2 separate regions of the Homo sapiens genome follow, and region 2 is linked to region 1. A link is a contact called in ENCODE Hi-C or POLR2A ChIA-PET data. All regions are on one chromosome and are shown on one strand. The core of a region is the stretch at or near the end of the contact, and the rest is flanking DNA. Distances in the headings are between cores, read along the strand shown.

Region 1 (5,595 bases), core at 872-3,371:
TGTGATAGTCTATTTTGCGTTGCTATAAAGAAATATCTGAGACTAGGTAATTTATAATGAAAAGATGTTTATTTGACTCACAGTTTTTCAGGCTGTACAAGAATCACAGGGCTGGCATATGCCTCTGGTGAGGGCCTCAGGAAGCTTTTACTCATGGGGAAGGGTGAAGGGGGAGCAGTTGTGTCACATGGCAAGAGAGGGAACCAGAGAGATGCCAGGCTTTTTTAAACAACCAGCTCTCACACGAACTAATAGAGTAACAACTCAGTCATGAGGAGGGCACCAAACCATTCGGGAGGGATCCACTTCTTATGACCTAAACACCTCCTACTAGGTCCAACCTCCAACACTGGGGGTCACATTTCAACATGAGATTTGAAGAAGACAAATATCCAGACTATATCCACCTTCTAGAGGGGACAGGGCTTCTGCTCCTGGAAATTCAGACCCAGGAATAGGACTTGGCATTCTTCTGCTCCATCTTATGCCCACTCCCCAGCCACACAGAGCTACTTCTACTTCTTCAATACCTGAAGCTCTCTTTCTGCTTGAGGCCTTTGGGCATGTTGTTCCTTTTGCCTGGAACATTCTTATCCCCACCCCATCCCCTTGTTAGTTCAGTGACTCCCTAGCTGCTGAGCCAGGAGGAAGCAGTTCATCCTGTTTTTTTTTCTCCCCCCCCGGCAGTTATTGCAATTTAGTCCTTTGCTACTCAAAGTGTGATCCCCAGACCAGTGCAGCAGCCTTGCCTAGAAGTGTGTTAAAAATAAGTGTGGGGTCTACGGCCATACCACCCTGAACACACCCAATCTTGTCTGATCTCGAAAGTTAAGTGTGGGTACGACGTTTATTATGCCCACAAGATTAACATTAGCAAAACAGTATGAATCTTGCACAGCTTCTTCCTAAATGCAACACAGTGGCCGCCCTCCCATGAGGCAGAGAAATTCAGGTGTGTCCTCTGCTGGTCGACGCTCCCATTGCCTGGGCATCGATGGGCAGTGCTGATTTGCTGAAGACCAGGGAGAGAGGAGGGGCCAGCTGCCCTGACTGGTGCTCATCTTCCTTGGACCAAGTCTACACTCACTGCTAAGGGAGTTACAAGCTCTTCTTTCCTGAAGGACTCAGATAGGAGGCCCAAAGCTGTAGGAGGGAATGCGTCTGTGTTTGTGAATTGGGGGAGGGTATTATTGGGGCAAGATAGTGGGCTCGAGGTAACAGGAAGTTAAACTGGAACTTCGCACTGAGGCACTGGATATAATAGGTAAGAAATTCTGCTGTGAGATCTGACACCAAAATGAAGAAATGCCAAAGGAGGCTGTCAAGAACGGTTTGGGGTTGCCAGGGTTTGAGGGGAAGGGGATGTGAGGAGTGACGGTTCCATGACGACAGGTTTCCTTCCTGGGTAATGAAAATGTTTTGGGGCTTGATATGGGTGTTGCTTGCAAAACACTGTGAATGTACCAAATGGCAGGGAACTGTACACTTGAAAATGGCTAACTGTAGGTTATGTAAATTTTGTCTCCAAGCATTGGGAAAAAAGAAGAGTTCATGTGGCTCTAAAACTCACAAGGAGTACAAGGGTCAGAGAACTAAGACACTGAGGGATTTTTTTTATGGGGAGAGTTGCTGCTGTGCTGAATCTGCCCTCATCTAGCCTCAGCCAAGGGGCCGATGGGCGGTGCCACTGTGACCTCCAGACAGCTTCTTGGCCAAGGTGACTCCAAGTCCTCCTCTGCCAGGGAGCAACAGGACTGATGTTGACACTTGCCAGAGGAATCTGAAAGTCAAAGTCCACACCTATTCAACCTGGAACTCTGGCAGAGGTAGAATGTTGCTGGCTGTGTGTGTGTGTGCGTGTGTGTGTGTGTGTGTGTGTGTGAGAGAGAGACAGAGAGAGAGACAAAGAGAGAGACAGAGAGAGAGACACAGAGAAACAGAGAGACAGAGACAGAGAGAGAAGGCGGGGGGAGACAGAGAGAGGAGATGGTGGGGAGAGAGAGATAGAGAGAGAGAGAGGAAACAGAGAGTGGGGAAGAGGAGGGTAGAAAGAGAGTGAAAGGAAAAGAAAGGAATGACAGAGAGGGAGAGGGAGTGATTGCTTTGCCTGGACTGGGGCCATGGGCAGTGGCAGTGGATGAGGCCAGGCCTTGGGAATGTAAGGGCTTCCAGGGAATGGCAAGTGCAGATTTGTGATTTGTATGGGAAACTCTTTGGGCAAGCATAGGGTAGGAGACTGATTGTTTTCCAGAAAGTAGGAAGGAGGGAGGGCATGATCTAAGATAATTTTAGAGGTCAGTGACTTGGACCAATCAGTGAGAAAATCTAGACTGTTAATTCCAAACTTCCTTTCACCTTTCTTCGGCTAATAAGTAATTTGTTCATTTTGAAGGATGGTATTTTATTCTGAACCTGGTAAAATTGTAATGACATTCAGATTTCCTTTTACATATTGCTTACTGGTTAAATTAGAATTTCTTTTTTTGCTTCATTTTTGTTTTACATGTGTGCACATGTGAAGATGTGCGTACATGCAGGGAAAGTCAGCCAGCCTGAGACAATCTCCCCTTCCTTTTTTTCCCCCTAGTTTTTATTATGGCAAAATACATAAAACATACAACTAACCATTTTAACGTGTACAGTTCAGTGGTACTAATTATGTTCACAATGGTGTGTAACTGTCACCACAATCTATTTCCAGAAGTTTTTCATCATTTCAAACAGAAACTCTGTACCCACTAGGCAAGAACTCCTTGTCTTCTCCTCCAGCCCCCGGAAAGCCCTGTTCTACATTCTGTCTCTACGAACTTGCCTATTCTGACAATTTCATATAAGTGAAACTATACAATATTTGTCCTACTGTGTCTGGTTTTCCTTTCCCAGAAAATCCCCCCACCCGACTCAAGGCACAGATTAGAAAACCTTCCCAGGCCTTGAGTCTCCCCCTGCAGGCGGTGTCCTTACATGGTCTGGGTGCTGCTTCCCGACGTCACCGGGATCCCTGGGTGTTTCTCTCCTTTCCCTGGAAGCCTTTCTTTCACCCACAAGGCACCGGGAAGCCTTTGTGCTACTGTTCCTCCTGCGTGTGTCCTTGATAAAGTACAGAATGGACCAATAAATTTAAACTTATCATAAACAGTGGGCAATTTTTAGCATGGGACAGAATCAAACATTAAAAATCATTTATCTGAAATTCAAATTTAATTGGGCATCCTGTATTTGTGTTTGCCTCATCTGGCAGCCCTACTATGGACACTTCTCTAAATTCCAGACTCAAGTCCAGTCCACAGGTTGTCCACCCTTCTCAGAAGTCCAGGGATAAGGGATATGGACCAATCTCTAAAGAAAAACCTCCATTTCAGGAGGAGTTATGCTACAGGTGCCTGTGACTCCAGGTCTAGATGCTGGCTTTCACCACTTGACAGGGATTCCCTGCAGTGGGAGAGGTTCAGTGGCCTGGGGCTGACTCACGTCTGACAAACCCAGAGTGTGGGTTTCAGGGCCTAGCTAGGCTGTGGCCATGAGGTGATCCTGCACTCTTAAGAGTTCACCCCAGCATAGGATGCATAAGTGTTTCCTGAGGACAAGGTTTGGGACATGCAAGAGGCTGGCACTGGGCCAAGAAGACTCTGAGTCTCAGTGGAGTGACTGCTAGAAACCAGGTTTGGGGAGGAGGAGGAGGAGGAGGAGGACCAGAAGCTGGAGGAAAACCTATTGCTTGCATTGCTGGAGTTACGATCCAATATTCCAGAGGGAGGCCTCAGAAGAAGCCATGAAAACACCCAAGAAAGTCAGCTTGAGACAATGAACTGCCAGGGTGAGAGGGCAGGATGCCAAGCTATGGTCCCCATCCCCACCACATAGACACACACACACAGATGGGTCAGACACCTCCCTGTGCTGCTGAGGAGGAGAGCCCTGTCAGGCAGGGACAGAGGGGACTATGCTCCCCTAGATGGTGCAGAGAGGTCTGGCAGGGGAAGAGAGAAGATTTTAAGTGGAACTCAAATTGGGAGTTTCGATTATTACACTTTTACTTATTGAGTGGAGACTGGGCTTTCAGTGAAAAGTCAGCACGGTAGAACATGTAATCCCCTGACAGTGATCCGAACAGTCGAGGCATTACCTGAGTTCTCATCTCCAGTATAAGGGGAAGAACTCCCCAATTGAGCAGGCTTACAAAAGGCAGTGAGAGACAAGTGCAGTTGGGTCCTGATATTCACAGCAGCATTGTTCACAAGACCTACACATTATATGCAGTTATGAATCTGTTTACCAAACTGCTTACTGTAAGATTAGAAAATATTTGATATAATAAAATGTCTCACATAAATTATGGTGCATAATAAAATGAATACCCCTGAACCCAGCACCCAAATGAACTAGAAAGGTCACTATATTTGACAATACTTTCAAAGCTAAGTGTCTCTTCTCCAATCCCAGCTCCCTAAGGATGTAACCACTATTTTGAGTTAAAAAAATCCATCTGTCTGTCTATCTATCATCTGTCCATCTATCTGTTTGATCCTAAAATGACATGGGTCCCTAGGTGTCCCTGCACATGTTTACCTTGGCTTGCTTTTAAACCTTATGATAAAAGTATCATACAATATATTCTTCTGAATTTTTTTTCCTACTCAACATCGTCTCAAAGATTCACTAAGTTTGATGTTCCTTAATTTTCTCTTCTGTCTAGAATTCTTTTGCGTGACATACCACTTGCCATTTACTCATTCTCTTGTCAAAAGACACTTGAGTTGTTTCTAGTTCTTTGCTAGGGTGAAAGGACATATTTGGTGAAGATGTCCTTGTGAACCTTCCTGGGCTGATTATTGGTGAGCACTTTTCAGAATGCTGAATTATAGAGTGAATGCAAGCTTCCTCAAGCAGTGTGTGAATTCCAGTTGATCAACATCCCTGTCAACATTTAGAGTGGCACAAAGACAAAACTTTGTGCCAATCCAGTGAATGTAAAAAGGTATTTTATTCTATCCATAACATGCATTACCCTAATTAATAATGAACTCAATCTACATTTTATGTTTATGGGCTATTTGTGTTTTTCTATAAAGTTGCCTGCTCATGAGTTTAGCCCATGTGTATTAGTCCATTTTCATACCACTGTGAAGAAATATCCAAGACTGGGTAACTTATAATGAAAAAGGCATATCTTACATGATGGTAGGCAAGAAAGCTTGTGCAAGGGAACTGCCTTTTATAAAACCCTCAGCTCTCATGAGACTTATTCACTATCACAAGAAAATGGGAAAAATCTGCCCCCATGATTCAATTACCTCCCACCAGGTCCCTCCCACAACACATGAGGATTATGGGAGCTACAATTCAAGATGACATTTGGATGCGGACCAATCACAGCAGAACGTGAAGGAGGAGCAAAGGCACATCTTATGTGGTGGTAGGCAAGAGAGGGTGTGCAGGGGCACTGCTCTTTATAAAACCATCAGCTCTCATGAGACTTATTCACTAACACAAGAACATGGGAAAAATCTGCCCCCATGATTCAATTACCTCCCACTGGGTCCCTCCCACAACATGTGGAAATTATGGAAGCTACAATTCAAGATGAGATTTGGG
Region 2 (6,217 bases), core at 899-3,398, 180 kb before region 1:
GAAGGTCACTACCCCATCGTCCAGCTGCTATTATCTAAAGCTAACAGCACTTTTTTCTTCTAGGCATGCATGGTGGACATCTGTTGCCTTTGCCTGCCCAGCATCTACTTCCCCTTCTGCCACCACCATTCTTCTTTGGAAATGAATGCTGCCCCACTCTCAGTGCATGTGGCGTAGATGGGTTATGGGTACATGATCCAGGCCTGGCTAATATTCCATCCTCCTGGTCAGAGTGATTGGTTCAAGGATGAAGTCATGACCAAAGCCATGACCCAATATCTCAATTCCAAATATTGTGTTGAAACTGTTGAACTAAAAAGTTCTTTTTCTTGGCCAGATGAGGTGGCTCACGTCTGTAATCCCAGCACTTTGGGAGGTCTAGGCGGGTGGATCCCTTGAGGTCAGGAGTTTGAGACCAGCTTGGCCAACATGGTGAAACCCCGTCTATACTAAAAAAAAAATACAAAAATTAGCCAGGCATGGTGGTGTGCGCCTGTAATCCCAGCTGCTCAGGAGGCTGAGGCAGAAGAATCACTTGAACCCAGGAGGTAGAGGTTGCGGTGAGCTGAGATCACGCCACTGCACTCCAGCCTGGGTGACACAGCGAGCCTCTGTTTCAAAAAAAAAGTTTTTTTCTTGCTGAGTTTACCAAGGCAATAGGCTATAACCTTCTAGCTGTCAAAGCTACCTCATTGAAAAACCCAATTAAATGAACAAACATTAAGCATAGAAGAGCCTAGAGATGAATAAAAAATTAGCCTTGATGACAATGGACACTGGATCCAGCTGTACCTGAACACCAGTTTTAATTGAGTTTTCTGTCAGTGCAATTAAAAGAATTTTTTTTTTTTTTTTTGAGACGGAGTCTCACTCTGTTGCCCAGGCTGGAGTGTAGTGATGCGATCTCGGCTCACTGCAACCTCTGCCTCCCGGGTTCAAGTGATTCTCCTGTCTCAGCCTCCTGAGTAGCTGGGATTGCAGGCACCCACCACCACGCCTGGCTAATTTTTTTTGGTATTTTTCGTAGAGACGGGGTTTCACTATGTTGGACAGGCTGGTCTTGAACTCCTGATCTCTGGTGATCCACCCACCTCAGCCTCCCAAAGTGCTGGGATTACAAGCATGAGCCACCACGCCCGGCCGCAATTAAAAGAATTTTAACTAACAGGGTTCTATTTTCATTATGTGGTTTCCTCATAGGCCAGCTGAAGTCTCAAAGGCCATAATCATAGGCCCTGTGCTTACAGAACAACACTGTGGCTGAGAACCAAAATATTTGTGTAAACTTATCCTGCATTTACTATGGTTCAATTAAAAATAATTTTAAACTCTTGGCCAAGGCACAGTGGCTCACACCTGTAATCCCAGCGCTTTGGAAGGCTGGGGTGGGAGAATTGCTTGAGGCCAGGAGCTTAAGGCCAGCCTGGACAACAAAGTGAGACTCCCGTCTCTACTAAAAATAATATAAAATAAAATTTAAACCCTCCTACAACATGGGAAAGGTGTATACTAGGCTGTGTGAGAAAAGTTCTAGACACAGGTGTCTAAGTGTGGCAAGCAGGGTGTTAAGAGCTGTTCAACGTGGCACAGGGCCTGGTGCTGCAGGTGGCATGGAAATATTTTGATGGAATTGTGCTTTGATATGATGCCATTCACTTTTTTGAAGGCAAAATGGGGTGAAGAGAGGAGGCTGCTGGGGATAGGGAAGCTAACCATAGGGAATTATGGAGGGATATCTAAGAATAGTGTTACTTCCTTTAGTCTAGGTAATGTTTTCACTTCTGTCACCCACCAATAACCCATTATGATTTGTCCAACACAAGAAACATCCTACATTCTAACGCAAGTCCAGAAAAAAAGACAGAAATAACCCTGGGCCACGGTGGGAGTTCTTCTTTGAAGGAGGCTGAGGTTGGGAAAAGTAATCCTTCTCTAGGAATAGATCATAAAGGAGGCCTGCTAAGCCCAGATGGGTACCCAGGACTTCTTCATGCTGTAAGACCAGCACTTCTCTCTTCTTTAGGTCAGTTCTTTCTCAGCTCTCCACTCACCACGTTTTGTCCAAAGAGCTCTGCTAGTTCTTGCAGCAAGGTTTATGTTGAACGGGTTCCAGTGGTGAGGTCACCCTCATGGAAGGTTTCCATATATGACATGCCTCTGCTGCTACGCCCAAGAGCTTTCCCAAGCCCCTTTCACTGATGCTGTCCAAGAATAGGGTCTGGCTGGATTCCCACATTGAAGGGGCAATGAAGTTTCGGTTTCTGAAAATAGAAGGTATTGTCCTTTTTGTCCAATTATAAAAGCAATACATGTTCTTTGTAGTACATTTGAAGAAATTCGAAAAAGGATATGGGGGAAAAATGAACAGTCATCCCATAATTCTATCACCTACAGATAACTAATATTAATATTTTTAGGTACTTCTTATTCATAGTTTTTCTGAATACATGTATTAATGTATATTTTAGGAAGGCAGCATTACAGTGTGGTTGAGTGTGGGTTTGAAAGTCTGACACTATTCATTTGGAGTTCTGTGGCCTTGGTCAACTTAAACTCTTCTAAGTCTTACTTCCTTCAACAATAAAGTTTGCTGATTCTTAATCTAGTCCTCGGTCAGTATCAAATTACTTTAACTTATAGGTTTATTTTTTATTTTTATTTTTTAAAGTTTTATTATTATTATACTTTAAGTTTTAGGGTACATGTGCACAATGTGCAGGTTTGTTCCATATGTATACATGTGCCATGTTGGTGTGCTGCACCCATTAACTCGTCATTTAGCATAGGTTTATAATAAGCATTATCTGGTAATAAATTTCCCCCAAAATTCTTTTTTTCTTTCAATTTTTAAATGTTATTTCACATATCTCAGATTAATTTTAGAATAATCTTTCAAGTTAAAAAATGATACTTTTTAGCAGACTTGCATTTAAATTTTTGGATTAAAGAAGACGTAGCATCTTTAAAATTAAAACATTGTCTTTCTCTCATAGAATACCGATAGTGTGCCTGTCTTTCCATTTATTTTCTTCATGTTCCTCTGAAAAGCTTACTGGTTTTCTTCATATGAGGCTTGCACATTTCCTGTTAACTTTGTTCCAAAGTATTTTATATTTTTAGTTGCTATGTGCTGAATTAGATTTTTTTTCCCCCAATCACAAATGGCTATTACCTGTACTGAAAAGCTATTTTCAAAGTTTTAAAATGTATCTTTTAGTGAACATCGTTGTGCCTTTCTCTTAATAGGTCTGACCATTTTTCAGAATTTATTATCTTCAGATTTCTAGGTAGATACTTAGCTTGTAGCCCAAACCTGTCTGCTTTCCAGTAGTATACTCTTTATCCTGCTTCACTGCATTGGTTAGATTATCCTTTCAGGACACTGTTCAATAATAGTAGTTAGAATGGATCTATCTTGTCCCTGACAGCAGTGTTTGCTTATTAAGTATGACGCTGGGTGTTATATATTAGAAGATTTATTTTATCATGTTAACGAAGCTTCTTGCTTTCTTTTTTTTTCTTTTTTTGAGTCAAGGCCTCTCTCACCCTCGTCCAGGCTGGAGTGCAGTGGCGCTATCACAGCTCACTATAGCCTTGACCTCCCTGGGCTCAGGTGATCCTCCCACCTCAGCTTACTGGGTAGCTAGGACCACAGGCATGCACCAATGCCTGGCTAGTTTTTTGTAGAGACAGGGTTTCACTATGTTGCCCAGGCTGGTCTCGAATCCCTGGGCTTAAGTGATCCGCCCACCTCAGCCTCCCAAAGCGCTGGGATCACAGATGTATGCCACTGTGCCTGGCCCTTTCTTTCCTTACTAGGGGAGTTTAAAAAATAAAAAATAAATGTTGATTTTCATCTTAAAAAAATTTTTTTTTATGAGAGACTCTTGTTTCTGCTTGTTTCCTTTGACCTACTCCTGTGATATATTATATCAGTGGATTTCTTTTAATGAGGTCACCATTACATTCTAGGGACAAAAATCACCAAACGCCTCAGGGCTCTCAGAGTCAGGTAGACCTGGGCTGCCATCCGACTCATCACTTTCTAGCAGTGGAATCATGGGCAAGTCCTACATGAGGATGCATAATACATGCTGGCAGTTAGGATACTTTATTCCTTTACTAGATTGATGATTTTTTTAGTGTTCTATTTAGAATTTTTGCATCTATATTATTGATTTTGATGTGAAGTGTGTGTGTGTGTACACAATTTATGAGATTGTGCTCATAAAAATGACTTATGTCATTTACTTAATTTCTGGGTTTTTTTTTTTTTTTTGAGACAGAGTTTTGCTCTTGTTGCCCAGGCTGGAGCGCAATGGCGTGATCTCGGCTCACCACAACCTCCGCCTCCTGAGCTCAAACGATTCTCCTGCCTCAGCCTCCCAAGTAGCTGGGATTACAGGCGTGTGCCACCACAGCCGGCTAATTTTGTATTTTTAGTAAAGATGGGGTTTCTCCATGTTTGTCACGCTGGTCTTGAACTCCTGACCTCAGGTGATCCACCCGCCTCGGCCTCCTAAAGTGCTGGGATTACAGGCGTAAGCCACCGCACCTGGCCAATTTCTGCTTTAGTACTTATTTCTTTCCCCCTGGTTTCCTAGTATATTTTATTATTCTTTTTCTAATTTGAGTCCGATGCTTAATTCATATCTTTTGATTCTTTCTTCTTAAATAATGAAAGCATTTAGAGTTCTAAATTTCCTTCTCTGTATAATTTGTAGAAATTACAGAAATTTTAATTTGTGATATTGTATTATCGTTCATCTCTAAATAAAAGATGAATGATTATATATGTAGTTTTTCTCATTTGCCTTTCTTCTAGAGGTAACCTTCTATTATTGTTATTTATTTATTTTTTTAGACGGAGTTTCGCTCGTTGCCCAGGCTGGAGTGCAATGGCGTGATCTTGGCTCACCACAACCTCCACTTCCCAGGTTCAAGCGATTCTCATGCCTTAGCCTCCCAAGTAGCTGGGATTACAGGCATGTGCCACCACATCTGGCTAATTTTGTATTTTTAGTAGAGACAGGGTTTCTCCATGTTGATCAGGCTGGTCTCAAACTCCTGACCTCAGGTGATCCACCCGCCTTGGCCTCCTGCTGGGATGACAGGCATGAGCCACCATGCCCGGCTGATTGTTAATTTTTAATTTTCACAATCTTTAAACATCAATATTTAAAATGTGCTCACATTTGTTGCACTTCTCCCAAAAAAGCAAAGCCTTACCATTTATTAATTGGATGATTTTGGACAAGTCTGTGCATTTATTCATATCTTATTCCATGTCAGGGGACTCAGTACAAAGGTGAAAAAGACAAAGTTGCTGTTCTCAAGGAGTATACTTTAGACACATAAGCTAGCAATAAACAAACAGGATGATTTTAGCTCATGACAGGGCTACACAGACAGTAACAGTGATGAGATAGAGTGATGGGGAAGAGGTGCTTAAAATGGGGTTGTCAGGAAAGGCCTCTGCTAACCACCAGATCTCATGGGCTCATCTTGAGATTTAACCCAGCAAACCTCTTCTGAGCCAGTTGGCACCACTGATCTCCCTCCCCTCCTTTAAACTGTTGCCTTCCTTGATTTCTGTGACAAGATACTGGTGTCACTATCTCCTTGTCTCCTCCTACTTCCAGCTCCCTCTTTCAGCCTTCTATGCAGGCACATCTTCTTTTGACCACCCATTAAATTCGCTGTTGGCCAGGACAACCATCCCTCCTGGCGGCTGGAAAGAAAGCTCAAGTGCAGCACAGGCCCAGCATATGATGCTGAGTCAAATTCAGATGGCTTCCTACAAGGTGACATAGAGCTTCTCCAGGCTAGGACACAGGTCCACCTGGCTACCTAACACATTATTCAACACCAAGGAACAACTGATCAATAAGGTTAAGTGCCTATACTGACTGCAAGGCATGTTACACAGTGCATAAAGCAAACATGATTCTTACCCTAATGAAATTTATACGATAGTTCAGAAACATGACTTACATAAAAGACAATATGAAAACGCTGCAAAACAACAAAAAACACACACAACAAATTGTGGGAAACAGACTATAGTTGCCACTGGAGTTCAAGGAAGGAAGCCCTCAGAGTGAACCTACCAGTGAGGGAAGGCACTAAAGGAACTGGAAGGACAGAGCCCATGGTTATGTAGCGTCACAGTGCTGGATTCTGGATCTAACAGGCTGATTGAATGATGCCGGACACA

Evidence for each region. A loop is a pair of places that touch in the nucleus more often than their neighbours do. ChIA-PET counts read pairs that join two places held with the same protein, here RNA polymerase II (POLR2A).
Region 2: a loop to region 1 is called in a map with no recorded cell type, with 2.1 times the contacts of the local background. The contact joins two enhancer-like sites. A Hi-C loop is called at or near these places in 1 of 37 single-sample maps with no recorded cell type. POLR2A ChIA-PET finds 5 or more read pairs at or near these places in 1 of 52 experiments (activated CD4-positive, alpha-beta T cell).

What each region holds. Positions count from the first base shown.
Region 1 is chr2:73,682,456-73,688,050 of GRCh38, reverse strand. It overlaps the pseudogene ALMS1P1. Among named protein-coding and RNA genes, the nearest start is that of NAT8, 43 kb to the right of the region's middle. Within about 2 kb of position 2,121, at least 2 of the 41 ENCODE cell types and tissues checked have a DNase peak (open chromatin) inside an H3K27ac peak, as active enhancers do.
Region 2 is chr2:73,866,187-73,872,403 of GRCh38, reverse strand. It overlaps STAMBP (STAM binding protein), which reads right to left. Exons shown (of 10, transcript NM_213622.4): 10 at 5,236-6,217. Among named protein-coding and RNA genes, the nearest start is that of ACTG2, 24 kb to the left of the region's middle. Within about 2 kb of position 2,148, at least 10 of the 41 ENCODE cell types and tissues checked have a DNase peak (open chromatin) inside an H3K27ac peak, as active enhancers do.